Regions from separate parts of the Homo sapiens genome. Here region 2 is linked to region 1. Evidence: chromatin loops called from intact Hi-C (ENCODE). Cell type or tissue: PC-9. All regions are shown on one strand. Each heading gives the region's core, and the rest is flanking DNA. Links, peaks and the distances in the headings are about the cores only. Region 1 overlaps LOC124909489 (a long non-coding RNA gene). Region 2 overlaps LOC124909489 (a long non-coding RNA gene).

The links. A loop is a pair of places that touch in the nucleus more often than their neighbours do. Peaks named below come from ENCODE experiments on the same cell type or tissue, not always from the same donor. Only the 100,000 strongest peaks of a DNase experiment are listed, where the experiment ranks them.
Region 2: a loop joins it to region 1, with 5 times the contacts of the local background. A loop is called at or near these places in 3 of 110 quality-filtered maps.

The regions. Positions count from the first base shown.
Region 1 is chr3:44,103,059-44,108,439 of GRCh38, forward strand. LOC124909489 (a long non-coding RNA gene) reads left to right here. Exons shown (of 5, transcript XR_007096256.1): 3 at 999-1,069. Among named protein-coding and RNA genes, the nearest start is that of MIR138-1, 8.5 kb to the right of the region's middle. RefSeq lists an enhancer at 1,794-1,953. In PC-9, for the core only: no CTCF peak of the experiment used is centred there; a DNase peak (open chromatin) is centred at 2,063; H3K27ac peaks cover 1,676 bases.
Region 2 is chr3:44,046,307-44,051,687 of GRCh38, forward strand. The region is part of intron 2 of LOC124909489 (a long non-coding RNA gene); the gene reads left to right. Among named protein-coding and RNA genes, the nearest start is that of MIR138-1, 65 kb to the right of the region's middle. In PC-9, for the core only: no CTCF peak of the experiment used is centred there; DNase peaks (open chromatin) are centred at 1,685 and 2,155; H3K27ac peaks cover 2,816 bases.

The DNA of each region.
Region 1 (5,381 bases), core at 123-5,122:
CAACTTAGTTTGAATCAATGTTGTGGAGGAGCTGACTTGCTCATCTTCACTTTGCTGGTCTGGACCCATCATAGGAGTCAAGAAAATAAAAAGCATTAGTTTCAAAGGAAAGCTAAAGATGTTTGCTAAATATGTATGGCCCCTACCAACCTGTAGTTTCATAAAGGTTAATTGGCTGCTTTAAGCTCCACTACCTCAGTTTCCCCCATCTGCAAGATGGGGACAAAACCTTGACCTATTCCCCATCTTTTCACATCCCATTTTATTGCCTCTCAAGGACAAGGAGAACTGAAGTGCAACCATATCGTCAGCTGAGAAGATGGGCTTTGCTAAAGATTTTCTCATTTCACCCGTCTCTTCAGCTTCACGTGAAAGTCCCCCTTCTCCTGCCCCCAGGTCTGTAGCTATTGCCTTAGCCCTCAGGAGTAGGGAACAAAGGAAGGACATCAGCTAAGTTGTGGGCTTGATGCTTGTCTAAAGAGTATCCCATCCCTTTTTTTTTCTTTCTAGTGATGTAGAATGGGAGGGAGAGGGGGGTAGGGAAGGATGGTGTCACAAACACACAGTCTGAGAGCACCGAGCCCTAAAACAGAAAAATCTTCATCCTCTCACCACCTATGCTTCAAAGATTCATAAAAGCATGTCACTAGAAGCATCGCGTGAAGTGAACTAAGAGGCACTTGAGGGTGCATGATAATGTTAGCTGTGCCTTGTCACTTTGTTAAAGAATGTGCAAGTGCAGGGAGAATCCAGCAGTGAGTGCCCAGGCAGGCAGAACTCTTCACCCACCACACCCTCCCCCCCAACCTCGACCACCCACCCCCACCCACAGTTTTTTAGCCCAGGGTTAAGACGGCAGGTCCATTATATAGTGGACCATCTTTCATGGTCCCTATGAAGTTCAACTGAGTCCCAAGTTTGCTTTTTCTGAGTCTGAAAAGGTTTGCCTTGAAGTTAAGGTGACAAGAGAGTGACTGATTCCTGAAAATTTCTTGCAGAATGAAGGATGAGGTTGGACTTCTCAGTTTCTGTCCAGAACAAGGATGGAGAGGCTCAGCAGCACCAACAGGTCAGTAGGTAGGTTTTTTCTGTGCCATATGATTGGGTTCTGAGTTGCTGTAGCCATGGCGTTGGGCCAGACACATGATGGTCTGCTTTTGAGGCTCAAGGGTATTGTTATTTCCATCTTAGCAATAAGAAAACAAGCCCAGAGTGAGCACTGGACAGCGTTACAAGGCTGTAGAACATAGCAAAGTCAGGGGAGTGGTCAGCTCTGGGGCATGGAGACATGACTCATGTCCCTGCCCCTCTCCACCCTCTCCCTGGGATTCACTTCCCATGGGGAAGGGGTCTTTGCTCTTGTCTGTGCTTCAGACACTGTCTCAGAATATGGTCTTTCAGTGTCAACATTAAAATTTAATACCTAGGGTTATGGAAGTGTTTTACTTTGAGCAAAGTCTCAGGGATATTTTTCTAAGCATTCCTCATTCAGTTATGTCAGTAAATAATTGCACAAATAATTTTTTAAAAAGTGTTACCAAGAAAGCTGCATGGACCCCTTGAATTCTGTCCCCTGCCTTGGTCTCTCCCACTTTCGTGTTCTTCCTGTTTGTGCATCTGAATAAGCCCCTTCCCCAGGCATGTGAGCACATCCATTTGCAGGAAAGCTGCCCCCTAACCCCAGGACTGGAGGCTTTTTTGAGGTGTGGTACAAAGAGCCAGAGTTCCAGAATTCACCAGCTCCAGCTCACCTGTGTCTCCCTCAGGGGCGAACAGAGGTGGATCCTTGAGCTGCTCCAATAATGACATTCTGGAAGATTCATGTCAACCTCTGTGCCTCAGCCTAGAGTTTGGGGAGAGGACCCCCCCATGAGGCGACTGCTCACAGCCCTTAGAAGTTGGTTAAGAACTATAGGGTGATTTGGATTTGTAAGTTGTCCTTCAATTTTGCTAGTGATTTCTCTAAATAATGGCCAGGAGATCTGACAGGTCTGGAGGTGAGACTGAAGTGAGTCATTGCCGGTGTCAGCATGTGTGTGCCAGTGTCTCCCAGCTCAGGCTGCAGAGTGTAAGAGAGGGTGACTCATTCGTTCTCAGAAGCCTGTTCTTGGTTACCTTTCCCTGAGTATTTTGTGGTGGTGTTGAGGTAACTCATTTTGTTCAGAAGCAGAACTTCCCCTTACTGCTACTCTAGGAAATCATGTTTCATTAAAGGGTTTTCTTCCTCCAAAACTCTATTAGCTGCTGCATTTTTTAAGAGAGAGTTTCTTGGGAGAACTACTGGAGAGAAGAGAATATAAACATATTGTTTTAGTCCTGTTCTTGCTTTGCTATAAAGAACTACATGAGACTGGGTAATTTATAAAGAAAAGAGAATTAAATGGCTCACGGTCCCACAGTCTGTATAGGAAGCATGGCTGGGGAGGCCTCAGGAAACTTACAATCATGGCAGAAGGGGAAGCAGCCTAGGAAATTTCACAGGGCTGCAAGGCCAGGAATTGTGGGGAGGAAGCAGGACTTTCAAAAAGAAAAATTAGGTCTCTGCTGCTAACCAGAAATGCCCAGCCAGGCCTTTGAGGTCTCAATGCCAGTCAAGTTTTCCAACAAATATACTTTCCAAATATACATTTTGTCTGACAAGAAAGCATTTTGAGTTCCGGCAACAGAAATGCAAGAGCTGAGGCAAAAGAGGTGGGCATGCAAGAGGAAGTGAGAACGGCTTACCTGCTCCTGTGGGCAGAGCCCAAGGGCCCCCTCTGTCTGGGCGGGCAGTCTCAGGCTTGCCAGGATGGTTTGTCCCCAGGGTCCTGGGCAGGCAGCAGGATAAGCGAGGTCAGTAACCCCATGAGTACTGACCACAAGGTCAGGGCATTTGAGAGAAAATGGAGACAGGATTGTCTCGTTCACTTATTAGTAGGCATTTGTCATATACCAGGTAAGGAAATAATCCTCCCATTGTCAATATATCTTAATCCTCGTGTTGTCTATATGTCTTTCAAGGCTTGCAGGGGAGGGAAATGCTTTGTCAGAAGAAATCCCTTTTCGGAGATAAATGCAGATGCACCTCCTTTTACATAATGGGCATGGCCCTTAAAATGAAGTGTGTCTCACACATGATATTCGGGGCAGCAAGGAAACTTGCCTTTTCACACAGTCCTCCTAGAGCTTTTGAGGACGTCACTCCTTAGGTGGGTTTTGTGTAAATTGAGTTTCCGTAAAGGTTTTTCTGCAATTTGGTTTCCAAAATAGCAACAAATACTATTCAGTAAAGGCAAGGAGGTGACAATCCTTAGTGCCTCAAGTCCTAGCCATCTCTGATGATCAATACTCATGGGATCTTCACTTCCTTGTTATTACTGCCTTCCCAACTGCCCTCTACCAGCCTGGTAACTGAGATGACCACAATTTTTTAAAAAAGAAAAAAATCCAACCACCTTAAAGCATTTAAAATTCAAATAAGAATTAGAAAAGCAGAGTTCTGAGAACAAGGTCAAAAGAAGGTCTCTTTCAGTTGTATGCAAGTGTCACAGTTAAATCCTTGTGAATAGAAGAATCCAGGAACTTCCATCCCTCAGACAGGTTGAGAGAGTATGGAGCATAACTCTACAACCACCCAAAATATAGGATTTAGACAACTTCAATTTGGCCAAAAAAAAAAACGCAACTAACTAAGGCATGAAATTCACACTGTGGAAAAGAAGAAATCATAAATTCCCTCCCTGATGCTAAGTCGCGTTCAGGCAAAAGCAAATTTTCTGGCAGTGAATCAACCATTAAAAAAAGCTGCTTGCAGCACAGGGCACAGAGCAGACTTCTCAAACACTGGTGCTTATTATTCTGCTTCCAGCCTTTATTTCTCCTACCCCTCCCCTCTGAAAGCCGCGCTCAAATACAGCAATCCATCCACAGAAGAGCTACGCCTTTCCAAGATTAATTACAAGCAGGGGCCACGTGTCTGGGCTGGATGTGTGATTGATCCTGCAGGAGGAAATGCAGTGGGAAGCTAATGAGAAGCTAATGCTTGCTGCCTTTTATCCAGTAAGCAAAGTTCAAAGATGTTTACATTCTGCTAGTTAAGCAAGACCTAAGATGAATGGACTGTCTTCTCAGCATGAATTCTCGCCAAGGCAACACATGTATGTGTCTCAGAGGACCTCACCTGGGCCACAGAGGCCAGAGGGTCAGAACTCCTAATTTTGCAAATAGCTTGATTCCATCATGTTTTAATTAGCAAACTGATTATATTCAAGAGATTGGTGAATGAAAAGTAGATTAAGATCAGTGCAGCAGAATTGGGATATATAGGGTTAGAATTGGGATGTATAGACCAGTGGGAGGTATGGAGACTAGATAGGGGTCCTTGCAGCTAATTCTATAATTGGCAGGCGAGAGAGTACTCTTAGCACACCCGATGAAATGTGCTAAGATGCTGGAATTTCCTAATTTTTACAGAAAAGAAGTCTTGTTTTTTGCTACATCCTCCCCCGGGAGAAAAATTAAAAACTGAGTATGGGATTCATCAAAACAATAAAAGGAGGAGGAAAATATTCCATGTGGCATAGCTATACCTTGGAAAAAATAAATGACAAAGAGAGTTGGTAATTCAGGAGGTCCACCCTCGACTCTGATGCCTAGCAGCTGAAATGGCATCACACCAAAGATGTGTTGTGTAGCCCTGTAGCCTGGAAAGCTCCTGGTCTCTATGGCCACTTGCTAGCTATGACTTTGGGTAAGCTAATTGTCATTTCAAAGTTTCCATTTCCTTAAGTGAGAAATTGGTAAAACAGTACTATTTCAATTAAAGAAGATAATGGTCCGGGTGCTGTAGCTCACACCTGTAATCCCAGCACTTTGGGAGGCCGAGGTGGGTGGATCACAAGGTCAGGAGATCGAGACCATCCTGGCTAACATGGTGAAACCCCATCTCTACTAAAAATACAAAACATTAGCTGGATGTGGTGGTGGGCGCCTGTAGTCCCAGCTACTCTGGAGGCTGAGGCAGGAGAATGGCATGAACCCAGGAGGTGGAGCTTGCAGTGAACCGAGATCGCGCCACTGCACTCCAGCCTGGGCGACAGAGCAAGACTCCATCTCAAAAAAAAAAAAAAAAAGAAGATAATGAATGTGAAGCATCCAGGCTGGTAACAGAAACATAGTACATGCTCAACTCATGATAAGGCTATTTGTTAGACGTTCCAGTAGCACCTGGGAAAAGCAGGAGGGAAAGGGCAGTGTTCAGTGGCTGGGTTGGCAAGGGAAGCATACTGCTCTTTTGTGTAGCAAAATACTTTTCACACAGAGGGCAAAAATCCTGTCCTGACACCTCTGACACCAAATAGGTTTAATGTCCTCCCCTCACAGTTACCATAATGATGTCTAGG
Region 2 (5,381 bases), core at 96-5,095, 57 kb before region 1:
GATAACCCAGTGTGGTACAGGAAAAATACAGACCATTGGACTAGAACAGTTCCATTCTCATACATTTGATAATGGACTTAACATGTAAGTATACATGCACCCACTTTATGAATAAATATGCGTAAGTCTGTGTTATGATTAGTCTCTTTTACCATTGAGGTCATGTGCTCAAACAAGTTTAGAGACTCCTTTGTTAGCCAGTCACCATTAATATAGAACAGAAAAGATTAATTTTTGGTGGAATGGATGAAAATATTAAGAGGTTTCAAACTAAGTATCAATTTTATAATCAATTGTAGAGATTCCTTTGTTAGCCAGTCACCATTAATATAGAACAGAGAAGATTAATTTTTGGTGGAATGGATGAAAATGTTAAGAGGGCTTCAAACTAAGTATCAATTTTACAATCAAGTATGATAATCTTCCTTGCAGCATTGTATGGTATGTTGGTGTGAACTTGGTAGCCCTTGGGTTATTTCCTGCAGAAGTCTAAGGGTGTGAGATGTAACATTTTCCGTATATTGTTAGCCTCTGTATGTGCATAATAGAGTGAAGAACTTCCTGAAGGGGGTACAACACAGCTAGTGTTATCATTCTATATCCAAAAATGGCAGAGGGAGAAAGTCAAAGGGACCACCATTAATATTTTGCTGTTTCAGTATTCTTTCTATAAGTATTTGCATACATTTTTGGTTTACTAAATTATGATTATGTTGAACAGTGTTTTATAATCCAGTTTTTTTCACTGTGTATTTTTCCTTGTCAAAGGGTGAGAATAAGACAATAGATTCATGATTGTGAAGGTCATTTTCGGTGGTTCGACCTCTTAGTTCTGAGACTCAGCCCCTGGAAAGTCTGCCCTTGTTGCTTGCACTTGCTTTGTAAATCCAAAAACCCAACTGCTTTGCAGGCAGAACTACAGCCTCCACATGCACCATGATTCAGGTAGACCAGGAGTGCCTTCTCCTTTCTGTACTAAAAACACCTGAGAAAACCATATTGAGAGGAGAAGGCTTTGAAAGATGCATAGACTTGACCTGAACCTGGAAGTCCTCCCAGCCAGGTGGGACCTTAGGATCCCCAGGCTGAGCTGTAACCAGCTGTGCCAAGCAATGACCTACTTCTTCCAGTTCCAAGTTCTCCATCAAAAGAATTCTGACTGCTTCAGAGAAAATTCTTGTCCCTCTACCCCCACCACAGACATAGGCACTAGGTAATATTGACATGTGAAATAAACTTCCATGGGTATCCTTTGATTCCAACAAAACTAAGAACAAACATCTTGGATATGAAAATAAAGCATGAAGGTACTTAGTAACTGCCACCAGTATTAATAGGACACGATTAATGGGAACCACTAAGGGCCATGGCATAGACAAAGTAGGCTGCCCACCATGAGCAGTTCCCTGGCAGTCACCAAAATTCACCCCCTTTCCCACTCCAGCAGGCTCGTCGGAATGCAAGGGATGTGATTATATGGGTAGACTTGGCAATGATATTTTTAGAAGCCAATCTTATTCTTAAAATTTTAACACGTTATTACCTCTTATTAGTTTCAAGTTACTGTGTGATACAGCACTGTGCCTAAAAAATCTGGCTGTGAATGATATCTTCTGATTACTGGTGTCCACTGCTGATTCTCTGTAACCAGTGAAACCTGCTCCATCTCCATAGGGGAGGGCTTAGGACCTGGAGAAACCTTGCTAGATTTCTGCAACCTAGCTGGGGTCCAAAAGTATTGTTAGCATCCACATTTTTTATATACCGTTCAGTTAACAGCATGGACATGTTTGTGGAAAGCTTCAGATGCCCATTCCTCTGTTAAGCATCAGGTTCCCCGGATCAAAGGGGTAGGAGGGTCTTATGCAGTCTTCAGAATGGTCTCTGGGTTCCACCTTTATTAACCAAGGGAGGCTTGTGGCGGGGGTCGAGGAGGTGAGCCAGCCACCACACAAGCAGTTTTAGACCCTGTGTGACTTCCTTAGTTATCTGTGGAATGCAGTTTGGCAGGAAGGTTCTGGCTTGCAAATAATTCAAGTTTTATCAGTCATCTCTAGTGGCCAGTCCCTCCATTTTAATCACTTTAGAGCAACCCAAGAGGTCTTTGGTGAATGGTCATTTCAGTTCTTTGTAAATACTTCTGAATTGGAACATTTCTGTATGAACAGCCCAGATAAACAAAGGGCCCAGTGTATTGGGTTTTGTTGGTATTTTTACCAAGTTTGTTGAGCCAGCCTTCTTCATACAAGTCCATTCTTGGAATTCTAAACATGACTAATGGCAGACTTCTGAATGCTACCTATAAGCACAAAGCTTTTGTAATTGACTTTCTTTAGCGGTGACCCTAGGCTTGTGGTCCAAAAGCTGTTGATGAGGAAATTGCTTTCTGGGTTTGGCCTGGGGGATTTTCCTTGTCACAGTAGGGTGTGCAGAAGTGAGTTGCTGCCTGAGATCAGTGTTAGGAGGTTTGAGGTTGCATCTGATTGATTAGTAATGTCTTCCATGGGCATAGGTGGGAGTGATGACCTGCTCTCAATCTGTCACCCCACAGGCAACCTACCAATATAAGGTCTTACCCCACCAACACTTGAAGCCAGCCACTGGGGACTTCACAGCACCTTGGTGAGGGGTCCTGTTAGTGAGGGACTTAACTGAGATTACCAAAAATGAACCTCTGACCTCTGAGCAATGTCTGGCCAAAGCATTTCTTCTTTCCCAAATGGAAGATGCCTTTTCTACCTTGGAGCCTGTTTGCCTGGGTTTTCAAGGTCATTTCAGTAGTGCAAAAACTCTGCAGTTCTGTGAAATGTCTTCCAGATCCAAGCACTGAGTTGATTGGTGTTCTGTAGGCAGAACTGTCGGGTTTGATCAGGGCTTCCCCCACAAACCTTTCTCCATCAAAGATAAGAACTTTAATACAGATTAAACCCCACAGCAGCAAATTCCAGGAGACTCTCTAGGTTCATCACTTGTATTAGAACATGATGGCATCAAAGTATTGACCGGGGCTTAGAGATGTTAAACAGAGATCTTCTGGTAATAGTTTTTATAAGAGGATTTGATTTGGGGATAAAATTGATGATTTTGGCCAACTTGTGTCTTTGCTCTAACTTCTTTAAAACTAGAGTAAATAAGTAGATATTTTTATTTTATTTCCTTGTAATAAATATTTTTACATATCATTATATAAAGTCCCTTTTGGCTCTTGTCAGATTTTTCCTGCTTTTAAAGGAATTTTATCTATAATTTTATTCAATGTTATTTTTCAGTCTTCACACTTTAAGGATGACTTAACTCTTACAGGTTGGAATGCTTAATCCAATTTCAAATATCAACTTTAGTCCACTCAGAAATCAACGTGTCATTCAACCACTGAGATTCACATGTGAAAATGTAAGAGCTAACGGTGGAAGGGCGTCTGTCTACATGTGCGCTCTGTGGACCACGCTAAGTGGAGATTACCGGAGTGTAGAGAAGAGAGCATTTGGTGGGGACATTGGCACCCTCTGGGCATTTTTACATTTCTGTGACATCCGCACTGCCGCATGTCACAGAGGGGCAGTCAGTCAGCACGAGGTGCTGCAGAACAGGCCATCCTGAGCAGAAAGCCAAAGTGGGCCCATTTGTTTCTTGGGACTTTCAAAGGGCACAGCCCCCACCTTTAGAAGTAAGTCGTTTGACTTGCTGGAACAATGGTGTGCAAAGAACCTCGCTGTTCAATCGGTGCAGTGCGATGCCAGGGGCTCAGCTGACTTAAGCACTGTTGAGCTGCAGCCCTGACACCACTGTCTGTCTTCTGTCCCTCTCTGCCGGCCTCTCCCCAAGCTGAGCGCAGTGTCCTGCACCTGGTGAGGCCTCAATACATTTTTGTTGAATTGAAATGGGTCCTTCATTGCTGGTCCTTATATCCCTACCCCGGGTTGGGACCATCACAAAGGGCCTTCCATGGTGCCATTGACGGCTCTGAATCAGTCATTAACACATCCTCAGACATCTCCAGTATTGATGTGGCTGCTCACTCCACCCCTCGCCAGTCAGCACATCTGCACTGTCACTGGTACAAAGGACAGAGCCAAGGAGGCCCTGGTGGGAGCCTGATATAATTCCCCAACAAACCCTTCACTGTCTGCACAACGCTGCTGATGCAACAAGCTCCACGCATCTGCGGCTGTGGAAATGTGTTTCGTCTTGAGCTTTAGGTCAGTGTTAATACATTTTTATTAATAAGCCGCTGCAGGGTGTGGGATATGAAATCAGCTTTAGAGCTGCATGGTATCTTATGGAGTTGCCTGGCTGATTCCCACCTTCATTTTACAGAGAAGCAAATGGAGGCGTGATCCAAAATGAAATTTGATTTTTTTAAAGGGGTGAAGACTGTGTCTTTTCTGAATTTCAAAGAAACCAAGTAAATGCAAACTGGACCCCGATGATAACACATTTAAAATCAATTGTTGAGCTCTTCTTTGCTCCAGGTAATAAGAGGAGGAGGGGGAAGATTCAGATTTGTGGGGGATGCCAGCCCATGTCAAGGGTCAGAGAAGCTGCGTGTCAGGTCTCAGCACAGATCGAAGAAGAAGCCGGGAGAGGAGGAGGGGCAGGAGCTGGAGAGAGGCCCATCAAGGAAAATGGCACAGCCTCCCCTTCCCCGGGACTTAGCTCTGAGTTTCACTGATGGGAACCCTTGGGTTTAATTTATCAGTGGGTTCCTAATCCCTCCCTACCCCAAGACAGCAAAGGAAATGGTGACCACAGGACACCCACAGAGGGAGAAACTGGAGACCTCTGTTTATCCAAATGAGTTTAGTCTGCAATTAAATGTTTTCAGGCCAAAACTTCTGCCTTGTGGTTCAGGGTAACTGGGGCCCTGTGGGAGCTCCCTGTTTAAGATGGGCTTCAAGCAGCCACCATTCCTCCACTATCCCTTGGACCTGCATCACACATCCAGAGCAGTATCTGCCCAGCAAGGAGCCAATTCTCTATGGCCAGGTGCTCTAGAGACAGACAAGAAGTGTAGAGAGCAACTGCCTTGCAGCCCCACCAACCTGGTGAAAAACTACGAACACATTTCCTCTTTTACCATCTACTCCATCCCACTTTAATCAGTTCCCCAGCCACAAAGCCCTCCACCATGCTGGGGGACATTTAGGCGTTTTGCAGACCCATCCTGCCTAGGTCCCATGCCAGTTCTCTACCCTCACCCCTACCTGCCTGAGGGACCCTGCTGGTCCCTGGCTCATCCCCCTGCAAGGCCAAGACCACCAGCCTCCCTGGCACTGGTGCTGCTGCCACTGTGTGGCCTGGCGGGAGGGGAGAGGCTGTGCGTTCTTTGACTTAGACCACACTCCTCTAGCACAGCCAAGATCAGCCTGGCACATTTAAAC